Regions from separate parts of the Homo sapiens genome. Here region 1 is linked to region 2. A link is a loop called in an ENCODE intact Hi-C map of the cell type or tissue named here. Cell type or tissue: A673. All regions are shown on one strand.

Evidence for each region. Peaks named below come from ENCODE experiments on the same cell type or tissue, not always from the same donor. Only the 100,000 strongest peaks of a DNase experiment are listed, where the experiment ranks them.
Region 1: it touches region 2 in a loop (5-fold over the local background); 10 of 110 quality-filtered maps call a loop at or near these places.

The regions. Positions count from the first base shown.
Region 1 is chr7:30,979,612-30,987,611 of GRCh38, forward strand. It overlaps LOC105375222 (a long non-coding RNA gene), which reads left to right and starts at 4,213. Exons shown (of 3, transcript XR_927160.2): 1 at 4,213-4,748. RefSeq lists a silencer at 4,088-4,247 and an enhancer at 4,857-5,382. In A673, a CTCF peak has its summit at 4,157 (motif pointing right); a DNase peak (open chromatin) is centred at 4,190.
Region 2 is chr7:31,630,913-31,638,912 of GRCh38, forward strand. The region is part of intron 10 of ITPRID1 (ITPR interacting domain containing 1); the gene reads left to right. It also overlaps a transcript of PDE1C not described here. Among named protein-coding and RNA genes, the nearest start is that of PPP1R17, 52 kb to the right of the region's middle. In A673, a CTCF peak has its summit at 3,193 (motif pointing left); a DNase peak (open chromatin) is centred at 3,189; H3K27ac peaks cover 1,017 bases.

The sequences.
Region 1 (8,000 bases), 650 kb before region 2:
GTTCATCATTCCTCAGTTCATGCTACATTATGATTATTTATCTGTGCAAGGGGCCTCTTGTTTTATTTATTCTTAAAATGTACTCTCTTTTGCCTTCACCACTCCCATTCGCCTCCTCTCACAGGCAAAGAGAGCATGCTTAATGTGAATACTTGTGTTTCTGTGTGTCTTGCAAAATACGTGGTGTTTTGTGTGTCTGTACTTTAATTTACATAAATGCTGTTGGTCATATGCCTCATCCTGCTTCTAACGTTTCCCCCTCAGCACTGTGCTTTTAAGAGATGCTCCCGGGGTGGACGCGGTGGCTCATGCCTGTAATCCCAGCACTTTGGGAGGCTGAGGAAGGCAGATCACCTGAGGTCAGGAGTTCGAGACCAGCCTGGCCAACATAGCGAAACGCTGTCTCTACTAAAAATGCAAAAAATTAGCTGGGTGTGGTGGTAGGTGCCTGTAGTCCCAGCTACTTGGTAGGCTGAGGCAGGAGAATTGCTTGAACCCGGGAGACGGAGGTTGCAGTGAGCCGAGATCACGCCCCTGCATTCTAGCCCGGGCGACAAGAGCGAAACTCTGTCTTAAAAAAAAAAAAAAAAAAGAGAGAGAGATGCTCCCGTGTTTCCCTGCATACATCTGGTCTGTCGTTTTGGCTGTATGTGGTGCTGTGTAGAGTCATCACCCACGTGTTACTGTCCTGTCCTGTCTCCCCTGCACTCTAGTGAACATGCACATGCCGGTCCCCTCCAGGATCTGTGAGAGTGAGCCTCTGTCCGGGACTCACACCCAGGAGGAGCAGTGCTGGGCATCCGTTATGCCACCTGTTGATGTGATTCGGAGGTGCCAGATTGCATGCTTCAGTTCTGCACTCCCACTAGCAGCTCTTGAGGTCCCTAAGTCCCACAGCCCCACCAACACTTGGCATTACCCAGCTTTGTAATGTTCACCAGCCAAATGGGTGTAAAGTGCCATGGCACTGTTGTCCTAATTTGCATCTCCCTGATATCTAATGGGTGTAAACATCTCTTGCTGTACCCGCTTGCCTTTTGGGTTTCTTCTTCTGGAAATTGCTTGAGTCTCTTTCCCTATTTTCCTCTGGAGTGGAGATGCCTCAACTCCAGGTCTTTCTCTTACGTCGTCCCCATTGTGTGCCCTCCTGGGTCCCAGCATACTGCCTGCTGTCCCCCACCCAACTGAGGACTCCCTTAATGTAACACATCTACATAGTCTGTCCCTCTTCCAACCTCCTTCTTGGCAGCGGGGAGGAGAAGGAGACCCAGGCTCTGTCCGTGGGGACCTATTTATTGACTGACAGTGGTGGAGGGAGATTCCAGTACAGAGAATAGGCCTACTCGGGCTGATCGCCAGGTGCCATTTGCCTTGTCCTGGTCCTTGCCTGGGTGCCTCTCTTCTCTGTGATCCCCTGCATGGTGGCCCTCTCCTCTGCACGGAGGATCTAGCTTGTCCTCCATGGCCTGCCTGGACCAGGTATCTTTTCTCATGCACTGGGAACAGAAGGAGTAGGCATCCTTTACCTGTGCTGGCTCACAAGTGTGTATCTGGTGGACGCAGCAGATGGACATCCTCCTTCCTTACAGTCGTGAGAGTTCCAGGGAATGGAGACACAGCTACATGAAGCCCAAGGCCACATTGTTGCCCATGACGCCCGGCTGCCTGGCACCTTCCTGGTCAGACAAATGTCAAAGTGCGGGCCCAGTCTGAAAACCCATCATATTCAGTCTCAAATCATAAAAGTAATTCATATTCATTGCAGGCATTTAGGAGATACAGAAGGATTTTTTAAAAAATCAATCATCATCTTATTACCAAGACATTCACCATAGATACTTTTGTATGTTTCCAGAAAGATTTTTTTTCTGTGTTTTGGAAGTAGCTTGAGATTATATTTGTAAAATTTCATATGATTTGTATGCATTAAAACAATATACATTATATATAGATGGCCAATAATCACTTGAAAAGATGTTCGATATCATTAGTCATTAGGAAAATGTAAATCAAAACCACAATGCAATATTGTTTCATGTCCATGAGGATGGCTAAAAGGAAAACAAAATAGCCAATAACAAGTATTGGCAAGAATGTGTAGAAATTGGAACCCTCATGCATTGCTGGTGGGACCAGAGAATTGTCAGGTGCTTTGGTAAAAAGTTGCACAGTTGCTCACAAAGTCAAACACTGAATTATTCAGAAAATCCACTCCTAGGTATATAGGCAAGGGAATTGAAGATGTATGTCTACACAAAACTTGTACATGAATATTCATAACATCATTATTCATAGTAGCCAAGAAGTAGAAACAACCTAAACATCCATCAACTTATGAATGAATTAACAAAATGTGGAATATCCATACGATGGGATATTAGCTCCATTATTTCTGTTTGAGGTAATGAAAAGTTCTAAAATTAGATCGTGATGATGGTTGCAAACTCTGAGAATACACGAAAACCACTGAATTGTACACTTTAAAATGGTGAATGTTGTGGTACGTGAATTCTATCTCAATAAAGCAGTTATTAAAAATGAGTAAATGAGTGTTTGCTGGAGAACATTTGCAGACAATTTTTCCGCTACATAATTTGAAAAGTCTATATAATATTATTTATTTAGCCAATAGTTATTTAACATATTTTATTCGTGAAAGTTTCTGTCGATTTTAAAAATAAATATTTATTACAAAAATATTAGCTAGGCATGGTGGCGGGCACCTGTAGTCCCAGCTACTCGGGAGGCTGAGGCAGGAGAATGGTGTGAACCTGGGAGGCAGAGCTTGCAGTGAGCTGAGATCACACCACTGCACTCCAGCCTGGGCGACAGAGCGAGACTCCGTCTCAAAAAAAAAAAAAAAATTGTGATGATAAACTTCCTTGCATACATTTTTTTCATGTATACCTCAAAAAGACAAAAACTTAAACTCCTAGACCTTCAGAATAAATTATCCTAATGTGGAAGAATGTTTGAACCAATGCAATGCACATGATAAGTCTTTTAGTACCTGTTGGCAAATTGCCTCCCAGAAAATTGGTCTAGAGAATTCTTGCACAAACAATATAAGTGTTACAGTTTTTCTGCATTGTTATTATTTTTTGAGACAGGGTCTCACCTGTAGACCAGGCTGGAGTGTAGTAAAGTGATCACAGTTCACTGCTGCCTCAACCTTCTGGGCTCAAGTGATCCTCCCGCTTCAGCCTTCCCAAGTAGCTGAAACTACAGGCATGCACCACCATACTGGCTAATTTTAAAATGTTTTTGTAGAGACAGGGTCTCAGTACATATTGCCCAGTCTGGTCTCAAACTTCTGGGGCTCAAGCAATCCTCCTGCCTTGGTCTCCCAAGTGCTGGAATTACAGGCGTGAGCCAGTGTGCCTGGCTGGCATCATTATATGTTTCTCTGAGTTTTAACTGGTGTTAGCACTGTTAGTAATGGTGTTAGCATAGTGGTGATAGTAGTTAGTGTTAGTTAGCTTGGTTAGTGCTCTTTAATACTAGTTGTGACTAATTTTAGTGGTTAGCAGTTGGTAGAGTTAGTGGCTAGTTAGTGGTTAGCATTAGTTAATGTTAGTGGTTAGTGTTGGTGATTAGTTACCAGTTAGTTTAGCAGCTAGCTGTTAGTGTTAGTTAATGTTATTTAGTGGTTAGTGTTACTGGTTAGTTAGCAGTGAGTAGTTAGTGGCTAGTTAGTGTTGGTGGTTCATTAGTGATTAGTGTTAGTGGCTGGTTAGCAGTGAGTGGTTAGCGTTAGTTAATGTTAGTTGGTGGTTAGTTAGCCATTAGTGTCAGCAGTGAGTGTATGATATTGGCAGTGGCAGAAGCAGCTCACTCTGTGAACTGTCCATCCCTCGCCTACAGGTTTCACAATGGCTGCAGGTTCACCACTTGCTCCCTTTTAGTTTCAACTGGAGCCTCAAATTCCTATCACTTCTCTTGTCTCTCCCATGACAGGGATTCGCAGACTGGGCCTACGATGCAGATTCCTGGGCAGATCCTTTGACTGGCAAGCTCTTCCTCTCTCAGGACTCCAGCTTCCACAACTGAGCGGGGGGGTGGGGGGAGTTGCTCAGGAGATGATGTCTGAGGACGTCTCACCAGGGACACTGGATGGGAAGCAACGAGCTAGGCTGAGAAGCGCAATGATCATCCTGGCCACCAGGTGGCAGTCTAACTGCAGCCAAGAGCCCTGGCTGGGCCGACGGTGCTGCCTGCCTGAGCTGACGCTGGAGATGGACGCAGGACCCCTGCGGCCTGACTGGAGCTCAGCGAGCCGAAGGGGCTGGTGGAGAAGGGGCTGCTGGTCTGGGCAGCCTAGGTTGGGAGGGAGGGTCATGGCGGGAGTGTGGAGGAGCAAGACATCCCCACGCCCCCCGCCCCCTGCCCCAGACCCCAGTGTTGATGAATAAGAAGCGGATTAAGAAGAGTGAGAGCTGAAGAGACAGGAGAATCAGGGACCACGAGAGCCCGTGCAAGATCCGGAGCACAGGGGCTTCCCTGGGTCCCAGGCTTTCTGCAGGACTCACCCCCAACTACCCCGGTGTCCTCCTTCCAGCCAGCCTCCCCGCGGGTCCTGAGAGGAGAGTTTCCTAAAGAGAAGGAAGAAACTCGGACTTCCCTCCTGTTATGTTCGGGCTCCTCTGTGAGAAAGAGGAGGAGAGAGGAAAATGAAGGGCCCATTCTCTGTCCCCAGAGAGCCCCCAGGAATGTTGGGAAGATCTGCAAGGATGAGCCTGAACCTAGAGGTGAGAACTGGTGTGCCGGGCTCAGACTCTCTGGGATGTGGGAGCTCCGAGGACTGGGTGTGAGTGTGGGCAGGAGCAGTCAGGGAAGGCTTCCTGGATGAGGGGACTCAGGCAGGGAGTGTAGACCCTAGAGCCCCACCAGGCCAGGCTGCGCAGTGGTCCCTTTCTACCGTTTGCTGGGCAGGAAGCGGAATGGGGTTGATCTCAGTTTAGAGAGCAATACGTGGAGGAAAGTTCCGGTAGGAGGGTGGTATCGGGCCCAGGCTTCGTTCTCCCCAGGGACTTTCATGACATTCCTGCTAGGGCTCTGGGTCTGCTGGGCACACATTTATCCATGTGGTGAGTGTTCACTGAGTATCTGGGGAACACGCACCTTGCTAGAGTCTGAAAATACAGCTACAAGCAACCCCCAAATGTTCCCCTACACAAGGGGCTTAGGGTCTGGTTGGCAATGGCCAATTTTACATGTCAATATGACTTGGCCACAGGATGCCTGGGTATCCGATTAGTCATTGTTTGTGGGTGTGTCTGTGGCGGTGTTTCTGGAAGGGCTTAGCATTTGAATTGGCAGACTGAGTAAAGCCATGGCCCTCCCCAGTGAGCAGGCACCAGCCAACCCTTGAAGTTCTGAATAGAAAAAAAAAAAAAAAAAAGGCAGAGGAAGGTTGAACTTGAGCTTTCTCTGCCTGGATGTTGAGCTGGAACATCTATCTTCTGCCCTCCAGGATCCTGGTTCTTAGGCCTTCGAATATACCACCCGCCCTCTGGGGTCTCTGGCTTGCAGAGGGCAGATTGACTTCTCAGCCTCCATAATTGCATGAGTCAATACCATACAATAAAGCTCTTTCTACACTGTGTGTGTGTGTGTGTGTGTGTGTGTGTGTGTGTATGTGTGAGGGGTGTGTATATAAAATGTTGGTTTTATTCTCTGGAGAATCCTGACTGATACAGAAGGCATTATTTAGGGCTCTCTGTTGCAGACAACAGGACCCACTCTGGCTGAGTTAAGCAAAAACATGACAAGTTTAAGGACATCAGGTAGCTCCCCTGTCTCTAGGAGGGCCTGAGCTCAGGCCCAGAGGCAGTGCCCATCCCACACCAGGGGGCTACTGTGGCAAATTCCTCATTTCACCACTTTTGGTCATGGACACAGCTGCTCACACCACCAACACCAGGGACAGAATGCCAGAACCACCACATGGCTCTCCTGAAAAGCCAAACTCCTTCCCTGCCACGCTGGCCAAAAATTTGATTCCACCTGGCACCAGCTCCCTCTTATTGCTGTCTTCTGGATCTAAGTCCCACAGAGTTACCCCTGATGGCACAGTCCAGTGACCCTGCCCACTAGCTGCAAGGAAGGCTGGTACAGCAAGCTCAGACCTCTAGCTTGGAGAGGGCCCTCCTACTGTGGCAAGGTTCTCAGGCACAAGAAGGGTGTTCAGAATATGCTGGCTGGCCACAAGCATGACAGATGTGTGGCACCAAGAGGCAAGCACACCATTCAAGCAATCACATAGTAACGGTGACGGATGCAGAAAGAACAGCAAAGTGTTGGGAGAACAAATATCTAGATGACCAAACCTAGACCGGAAGTGTAAAAAATAAAAAGGCTTCCTGGAGGAAGTGACAGCTAAGCTGAGATTGGAACCATGAGAATGAGTTGGCCAGGAAAAGAAGTGGATTAAAAAAAAAAAACAACCAGGTAGAGGAAACAGCACGTGTGAAGGCCCCGAGGTGGGAAGGAGCTCGGCGTGGGAAGAGATGCAAGTTAGCTACTGTGGTTGGATCTTAGGGAGAAAAGGGGAGCGTAGAGCGGGCGGCACCCAGATCACGCAGGGTCAGGAAAGCTATGCTAAGGTTTCATCCCAAAAGGTACTGAAGTGTGTGATGTGACGAGGCTTAGGTGTTTTAAATGATCGCTCTGGCTGGTATACGAAGACTGAATTTCAGGCAGAGACCTCCGCTGGAAGCAGGGAGGCTGGAAATGGAGACACGTACTAGGGTGATAGTGATGGAAAAGATAAGGACCAAGTCCAAAGCTGTCTAACTCAGGGGTGAAACTGTGTGAGAGCAAGAAGACGGACGGAGGCGTCCCACAAGCCTACTGGAATGAGGAGAGACAGAGAGGAGCAAGCTTTTGGGGGAAGAGCAGGAGCTCAGTTTGGGCACATTGGGTTTGGGGTGCACTGAGACAGCCAGCAGGGTGCCAAGGAGCGGGCTGGAGTGAGGAGCGAGGCCCAGCTCAGAAGTGGAGTTCATGAGTGGCCAGTATATTGGTGGCGTTTGATGCCAAGGGCATAGGTGGGGCCACCCCGCAGTGAGAGTGAGGAGCAGGATGAGAAGGGGACTGAGGGCTGAGCCTGGAGGGATCCACACATTCACAATCCCACGGGGGAGCAGGAGCCCCCAAAGGAGGCGGAGCAGGGGAAGGAGTGCTCAGAGAGGTGGGAGGAGAACCGGATGAATGTGGGATCCTGGGGCCCCAACCAAGATTGTCCCAGCGAGGGGCTGCTGAGCCGGCCGAGTGCTGCTGAGCCGCCTTTGTGAGAGGATTTGGAGGCGCAGCTCACAGCGAGAGCGGATTTGGCGGAGGATGGACTCGGAGGCTGGGCTCAGGGGTGCTGAGAGGGAGCGGCTGGGGCAGCCCAGGAGAACAACCCTTTACCGAGGCTCCTCTGGGAGGGCGGGGGGAGCCAGAAGGGAGCGGGAGGAGTCATTTGGTTTTGTTGTAAGAGGACAGCCTGTAAAAATGCTAAGAAGTGGATATGGGAGTCACTGAAAAGTGGGGGGCACGTCATGGAGCGGGGTGGTTGAGAAGGAGTGAGAAGGCAGGTCCTGAACCCAGTGTGGGGGGCCTTGGCTGAGAAAGGGGACTCTGCCCCAGAGGCTGGCAGGTGGGTGTGTGGCCTGGGGGTGGGCAGGAGAGGGAGGCCAACTGCTGGCTCCTGCATTCGTCATGAAGGTGAGGTTCCTGGCCTGCTGGGGGTGGGCGCCAACAGGGGGTGGGAGTGGAGAGCGGGTGGGTCTTGAGAGTGCAGAAGACGGAAGCAGCTGCGGCAGAGGTGGGAGGACAAGCCAGTAGGGAAGAATATACAGTTGCCAGGCCATGCTGGCGGGCCAGCTCCCCCAAGAGCGGAAACTTGGAGTGAGACCACTTTTTCTGGGTGGAATATCTGGTACAGACAAAAGTGACTTGGGCTTATTCAGGGTTGGGTTTTGCCCCAAAGGCTGAGGCACCAGGGACTTGTAGGT
Region 2 (8,000 bases):
ATGAAATAAGACCAAAGCTAGGATGAGAGGTAGAAACAGTCTTTTTAGAGAATATGGAAGGAACATAAATTGTTCAGTTGGTGACATTAGAAAAACAAGTTATTAACTCAAGAAGTAGGTATCCAGAAATATCAATAACTATTGAAGAAATTAAAAGTTTTTAAAAAGTTTCATCTTTTAAGGTATACCATTGTCAGCAGTTTTATGGCTAAGCTCTTTTAACATTATAAGAAAATAATACTACCTAAGCCTTCCAAACTGCGGAAGAGCAGATAAAAAAAAAGAGAAACCTATCAATTGTTTTTTACAGAAGTGGCACAATTATGCTACCAAAATCTGGGGGCAAAAGGCATGTGCTCACAAACACATATGCGTGCGTGCACACACAGACACACAAATCATAATTTTTGATAAGAAAAATTCACATTATATGAAAAACAAGATATAAAATGTGTATTAGGATTATTATTTTACAAAACACAGACATATAAATGTGCACAAACAAAATGCCCTAAATACATAGAAAGATTTTAGTCATTTTCTTACGTGGTTAGGTTATAATGATCTTTATTTTTTATTTATGATTTTTTATTTTTCCAAATTTTCTTTACCACCTTGTATTACTTCTATCATACTGAAAAGCAAGAGTATTGAGCCAAAGATAAGTTAATTTTACAGAAGCGGATTTTTCTTTAATGATGAAGGAAGGTTATTTTGACTGAAGAACAAAGGGACTGCTAGACCTGGAGCAACGGAAGGAAGGAAAGAAGGGAGGAAGAAAGGAAGGGAAGAATTCCTAGGCTGTAAGACCTTGAAACCAAAACCTCAGGAGAGTGCTAATGGAAGTAATTCAAATGTTACGTAGAAATCTTCATAGGATAGAGACTCTTCTGCCTGAGACTTTTGGCATAGAAAAATAATTAGCTTGTCTCAGGATTATTTTCAATAACTACTACTATTTTCAGTCTTTCTTCGGTTTTAGGATGAGAGTCAAGATATATACAAGCTCCGTGATGGCAGGTACCTTTGATGACGCCGGCCGACCAGTGTCCAGCACAGCAGAGGGCCCTGCAGGTCCCAGTGACCACCTGTTAGGAATGAAGGCTTCCAGTAGAAGGTTCCACCATGCTCTTTCCCTGTGGCTTATTCTCTTCAGAATATTAACAGTGACTTGTCCTACAGCAAGAATGTTTTTCAATGCCATAGACAACACAGATCAATTTCAGAATGAAGATTAAAATTATCCTTGACAGAGGCAGGGCGTGGTGGCTCACACCTGTAATCCCAGCACTTTGGGTGGCTGAGGCAGGTGGATCATGAGGTCAGGCGATCAAGACCATCCTGGCTAACACGGTGAAACTCCATCTCTACTAAAAAAACAATAAATTAGCCAGGCGTGGTGGCACGTGCCTGTAGTCCCAGCTACTTGAGAGGCTGAAACAGGAGAATCGCTTGAACCCGGGAGGCAGAGTTGCAATGAGCCGAGATTGTGCCACTGCACTCCAGCCTGGGTGACAGAGCGAGACTCCTTCTCAAAAAATAAATAAATAAAAATAAAAATTATCCATGACAGGATGGAACCATGGTCCCAAACAAGCTAGATCAAATTTCACAAGGATATAAACTAAACCATTCACTTAGGTTTCTAAACATTTATTTATTGATTTCAAAATAGAGACTGATATCAGTGTAACCCAACACTGGGAACACAACTTCTGACTAAACTAACACAACCTTAGGCTGTGTGTATGGAAGTGAAATCTAGCAGCAGGAAAAGAGCAGTCCTCCTCGTTTCCATGTTGGTCAGACCGTCATCCCTACTACTGAAGCCCAGCTGGGTGACAGGTTTTACAGCAAGCATTAAGTAAGAGCCTATTCAAAAGTACAAGACACAAACAGCCTGAAAAGCCTGCCCTGTGAGAGCTGATTTAAAGGGTCTGGGGAGATTTTTATTTTTATTTATTTATTTATTCATTCATTTATTTATTTATTTGAGACAGAGTCTCACTCTGTCGCCAGGCTGGAGTGCTGTGGCGCGATCTTGGCTCACTGCAACCTCCGACTCCCTGGTTCAAGTGATTCTCCTGCCTCAGCCTCCCGAGTAACTGGGATTACAGGTGGGCACCATCATGCCCAGCTAATTTTTGTATTTTTAGTAAAGACAGGGTTTCACCATGTTGGCCAGGCTGGTCTCTATCTCCTGACCTCGTGATCTGCCTGCCTCAGCCTCCCAAAGTGCTGGGATTACAGGCGTGAGCTACCGCGACCGGCCAGGTCTGGGGAGATTTACGCTGAGGAGAAAGGCCTGGAGAGTCCAAGCGAGCTGTCTTTGGGAAAGGAGTTCGACACATTCTGCACTACTCCAAGGAGCAGAGCTATGACCGACAAATGTAAAATGCTAAGGTAGAGGTGGCCAATACAAAGACGAATTTCCTAAAACGTATGATGCTCTCTGACCAGATAGGAGTCATTGCTTGTCACCAAAAGTGAGTAAGCACTAGCTAAATGACCATCTATAAGGAGTGTTCTGGAAGGGAGGTGGCACCATCCTGTCTTCCAACCTGGGGAACATAGAGAGGTTTTGTTTGTTCTACAAAACATTGAAAATTAATTTTGTAAAATGCCTTAGAAGGAACAACTGCTCTCTGGTCTGAACAATTCACACTACCGCCCATTGTCCTGAAGTCTAGCTGTTTCACATATTTATGCCACCTGCCCAGCTCTTAAAGGCATTGGCATTTGCCTAATCTCTAATGTCCATTCCAACTCTAGGCTAACTTGCTTGGTGACTCAGCTTCACCACAGAGCTGTCACAGAATTTTGTACCATTGGAGGACAGAAGAGATAGGAACTTGACCATAAAATAGTTAAAGTAGAATTGATTGATGAAGACAGTTAACTTCAAACAGTCTGAGGTTGAAACATTTCTCTTGCTCTACACAACTTTATCACACTTGACACCCCATCACCTCTGCTTTTTCTCCCTCTTCCCATGTAACTTTCAATTTTATAGCTTCTGTGAACTCAGACTATTTTAAACAGGAACTTTCCACCTAGAATTCAGAAGCTTTTATTACCAGACCAGCCCAGCCCAGAAAAGCAGGTTGACTTTTCTTACTAATTTTAGCCATTCCAAAGGTCCTTTGGCAGGGACCAGGTTCTTCCACTCTGTGGTTGGTGTAATGCTGCCATCTGGTGATTATTCCCACAAAGTGCCTGAGGCGTCTGTCTCCTCCTAGGCAGAAATGTTTCCCAACTTACAAGTCAGTAGAGTAGTCCTGCCCCAAGCAGGGTCCCCCTAATTGGGAGGGTAAAATTCATCTCCATGAAGACACTTGTGTGCTGAAAATGGTAATTTCTAATTAATATTAGTATTAACCATGATTATTATTAATGATACGAAGATTGAGTTATAACAGATAATATTAATAATGATGTCCTGCAGCAAAAATTTACATATAACATTATGTAGCCTATATATTATTAGAAATATATTACTGGATATTATCCTTATTGCAACCCCACAAGTAACATAGTATTACCATATTCATTACTTTCCCTATGAGGGGACAGACTCAGAGAGAGTAAGAGGCAAGCTCCAGATCACACAGCCTCTAAGTAGGAGAGTCAGAATCAGACTCCAGTAGAGCAGGCTTCAAATTTTCTAGATGGTTCAGCATGGAGCCTAACTAGATTTCAATAGCATCCAGTGTACAGAAGTGGACCCCCTTAAGCTATGGGATAGGCAGGATGGGGGAACCAGCAGTCTAAGGAGGCATGAAAAAAATTGTGCAGGGCTTGGTGGTGGTGAAGGATTCCATTTACACAACTGGTTTGGAACAGGATTCAGCTGGCAATAGAATGCTTAGGTGATAAGATCTAGCTGGAGGAAAAGGACTGGTAGGTGCCAGGTGGGAAGTCAAGGCCCCACTGGAGCAGAGTAAGGAAGAACTGTGGCTCCTTCGGCATATTGAGTGCCTAGGGAAAATGCCACTGAGGGCAATGAGACGTCTCAAGTTCCCCTAGTCTTGGCTTAGCTAGCTGAAGGAACTGGGTGGGGTGGGATTGGCCAGGCGTGCTGGTACCACTGCCATTACTCTTGCCAGATGCCATATTGCCTTCCCTAAAGGCAATGTATTACATATTAGGTGTGATATGTTATATTACATATTAGGTGTGAGGGTGTGGGAGTGATAAATGATGTACATTTGTATTTGTCTGTTTGTTTAATAATCCATCATGGCCATTCTGAGCTAGGTGATTTCTCATCCTTTGTCTCATTTAATTTCTATGACTCTAAGGGAATATTTAGAATTTGGAAATCCTACATCTAGATGTGCATAGTCTGGTTGTTGAGAAGGTACTCTATAAAGAGAAAGGATTTTTAGCCTCTTGAAGAAACTAAACCATCAGTAACCTGGCCCACATTTTGCTTGGTGAATCTCTCAAAACGATTGACATGCAGGCATTTCACTTCTAAAACAAACACAAGATAAATAAGCCTCTACACCTGAGAGAACTATGCCCAATTCCACCATTTGATCTCATCATTCAAGTGAGGTTCCCAATGTCTGATTTTTTATTGCTTGAGTTTCAAACATTGGTTTGTTTTTTGTGCTTTACACAAGTACAGTTAATGAAAGGCAACAGTTATATCACAAGTATACCTCTTTTGGAGGAAATTACTCTTTCTACCTTTTAGGGACCCTTTGTAGTTGTTTATTTTCATTTGGACCAGTGTATTAGGCCGTTCTCATGCTGCTATGAAGAAATACCCAAGACTGGGTAATTTATGAAGAAAAGAGGTTTAAATGAGAACACATGGACACAGGGAGGGGAACACCACACATTGGGGCTTGTAAGGGGAGGGCGGGGGTCAGAGGAGAGGAACAGGAAAAATAGCTAATGCATGCCAGGCTTAATACCTAGGTGATTGGCCGATAGGTGCAGCAAACCACCATGGCACAAGTTTACCTATGTAATAAACCTGCACATCCTGCACACATACCCTGGAACTTAAAATAATTTTTTTTAAAAAAAGAAAAGAGGTTTAATTGACCCACAGTTCTGTGTGGCTGGGGAGGCCTCAGGAAACTTACAATCACGGCAGAAGGCACTTTTTCACAGGGCAGCAGGAGAGAGAATGAGAGCTAGCAGGGGAAATGCCAGATGCTTATAAAACCATCAGATCTCATGAGAACTCACTCACTGTCACAAGAATAGCATGGGGGTGGCAAACCGCCCCCATAATTCAATTACCTCCCACCAGGTCCCTCCCATGACATGTGGGGATTATGGGAACTACAATTCAAGATGAAATTTGGGTGGGGACACAGCTATGCCATATCAACCAGACTGGTATAAACTAGCCAGCACATGGACAAATGGGCTCTAACATATCACTCTGTGCTAGTGTTCTAACGTATAATTTCATCCATTCATTGTAAGAGGGTTAATAGCAAACATTGCATATGAAGCTTATATTCAAGAATAGTAACTGCTTCGAGATTGTTTGAAAAGTTGAAATAATAATAATGATGTATGGAGAGTCCTTCAGTTTGTTGTACAAGTCTTGCATCAAAACATATAGAAAAAGCAATAGGTTCGAAAGTCTGTCTTGTCCATCTTTTACCAAGGCTCAACCTCTTCTGCTGAATATCTTTGGTTCCCCTAATGCCTATATAGTCTGGGAGTGGGAGTGAGAAGTGGAAGTTAGTCCTGTCTCACGCTCTCCTATCCCATACTTTGTCTACTGCAGAGGGAGAACTAACAGGCTGTGGGCCCAGAAGCACATAAAGGGATCTTTTTTTTTTAAAAATTTTATTATTATTATACTTTAAGTTTTAGGGTACATGTGCGTAATGTGCAGGTTTGTTACATATGTATACATGTGCCATGTTGGTGTGCTGCACCCATTAACTCATCATTCAGCATTAGATATATCTCCTAATGCTATCCCTCCCCCCTCCCCCCTCCCCCCACCCGACAACAGTCCCTGGTGTGTGATGTTCCCCTTCCTGTATCCATGTGTTCTTATTGTTCAGTTCCCACCTATGAGTGAGAACATGCGGTGTTTGGTTTTTCATCCTTGCGATAGTTTGCTGAGAATGATGGTTTCCAGCTTCATCCATGTCCCTACAAAGGACATGAATTCATCATTTTTTTATGGCTGCATAGAATTCCATGGTGTATATGTGCCACATTTTCTTAATCCAGTCTATCGTTGTTGGACATTTGGGTTGGTTCCAAGTCTTTGCTATTGTGAATAGTGCCGCAATAAACATACGTGTGCATGTGTCTTTATAGCAGCATGATTTATAGTCCTTTGGGTGTATACCCAGTAATGGGATGGCTGGGTCAAATGGTATTTCTAGTTGTAGATCCCTGAGGAATCGCCACACTGACTTCCACAATGGTTGAACTAGTTTACAGTCCCACCAACAGTGTAAAAGTGTTCCTATTTCTCCACATCCTCTCCAGCACCTGTTGTTTCCTGACTTTTTAATGATCGCCAGTCTAACTGGTGTGAGATGGTATCTCATTGTGGTTTTGATTTGCATTTCTCTGATGGCCAGTGATGATGAGCATTTTTTCATGTGTCTTTTGGCTGCATTAATGTCTTCTTTTGAGAAGTGTCTGTTCATATCCTTTACCCACTTTTTGATGGGGTTGTTTGTTTTTTCTCGTAAATTTGTTTGAGTTCATTGTAGATTCTGGATATTAGCCCTTTGTCAGATGAGTAGATTGCGAAAATTTTCTCCCATTCTGTAGGTTGCTTGTTCACTCTGATGGTAGTTTCTATTGCTGTGCAGAAGCTCTTTAGTTTGATTAGATCCCATTTGTCAATTTTGGCTTTTGTTGCCATTGCTTTTAGTGTTTTAGACATGAAGTCCTTGCCCATGCCTATGTCCTGAACAGTATTGCCTAGGTTTTCTTCTAGGGTTTTTATGGTTTTAGGTCTAACATGTAAGTCTTTAATCCATCTTGAATTAATTTTTGTATAAGGTGTAAGGAAGGGATCCAGTTTCAGCTTTCTACAGATGGCTAGCCAGTTTTCCCAACACCATTTATTAAATAGGGAATCAGGAAGTTCATGTGGAAAATTCTTCAGGATGGGCTGCCCTCTCAACAGGTTATTAAGCAGAGGGGCTCCCACCAAAGTGTGCAGGGCCATTTGCATAGTACTGAAAAAACATTTAAAGTTCTGCATTGAGCTTTTGAAAGGTTACTGCAAGAATCATCATGAATTTTGTACCCACAGTTGATATAAGGAGGAAAACGGGTGGTATTTTTGCTAACCCTAAAGGAAACTGAAAAGTTTTAATATGGATTGAACTAATTATAACAAAGGCAGTGAAGTCTTAAATATTACACTAGTAAATTTCTTATAATAAATATATAGTGAGTATACACTATTTCCTCTGACAACACTAAACAGCTGTTCTATTACTCAGGTTAAAGGCTCTGTAAAAGTCGCACATCAGAGTTAAAGGAAAATCAGGCAGCACCTTTTCTACAAACTATCCGGTTTTATAATAACAGGTGTTTATGTTTGTAGACTTTTCTAGGTTTTTGTTATAAATCCCACACGACATTGTTAATTTTTTTTGTTTAAATAGTCAATTATCTTTTTTAAAGATGTAGATAATAAATAAATAAAATATTCAGTGCTTACCCACATGATTTTTCCTTTCAATACCCTAAAGATGTTACTCAACTGTCTTCTTACTTGGATTATTTCCAATGAGAAATCTGCCATCCTTATCTTTGTTAACTCGATATGTAATGTTCCTTTTCTCTGGTTGATTTTAAGGGTTTTTATAAAAAGTCATTGGTGTTGGGTAATTTTTCTTTCTTTTGTTTTTCGTTTGTTTGTTTTTTTGAGATGGAGACTTGCTCTGTCGCCCAGGCTGGAGTGGAGTGACCCAATCTCAGCTTACTACAACCTCCACCTCCCAGGTTCGAGCAATTCTTTTGCCTTAGCCTCCCAAGTAGCTGGG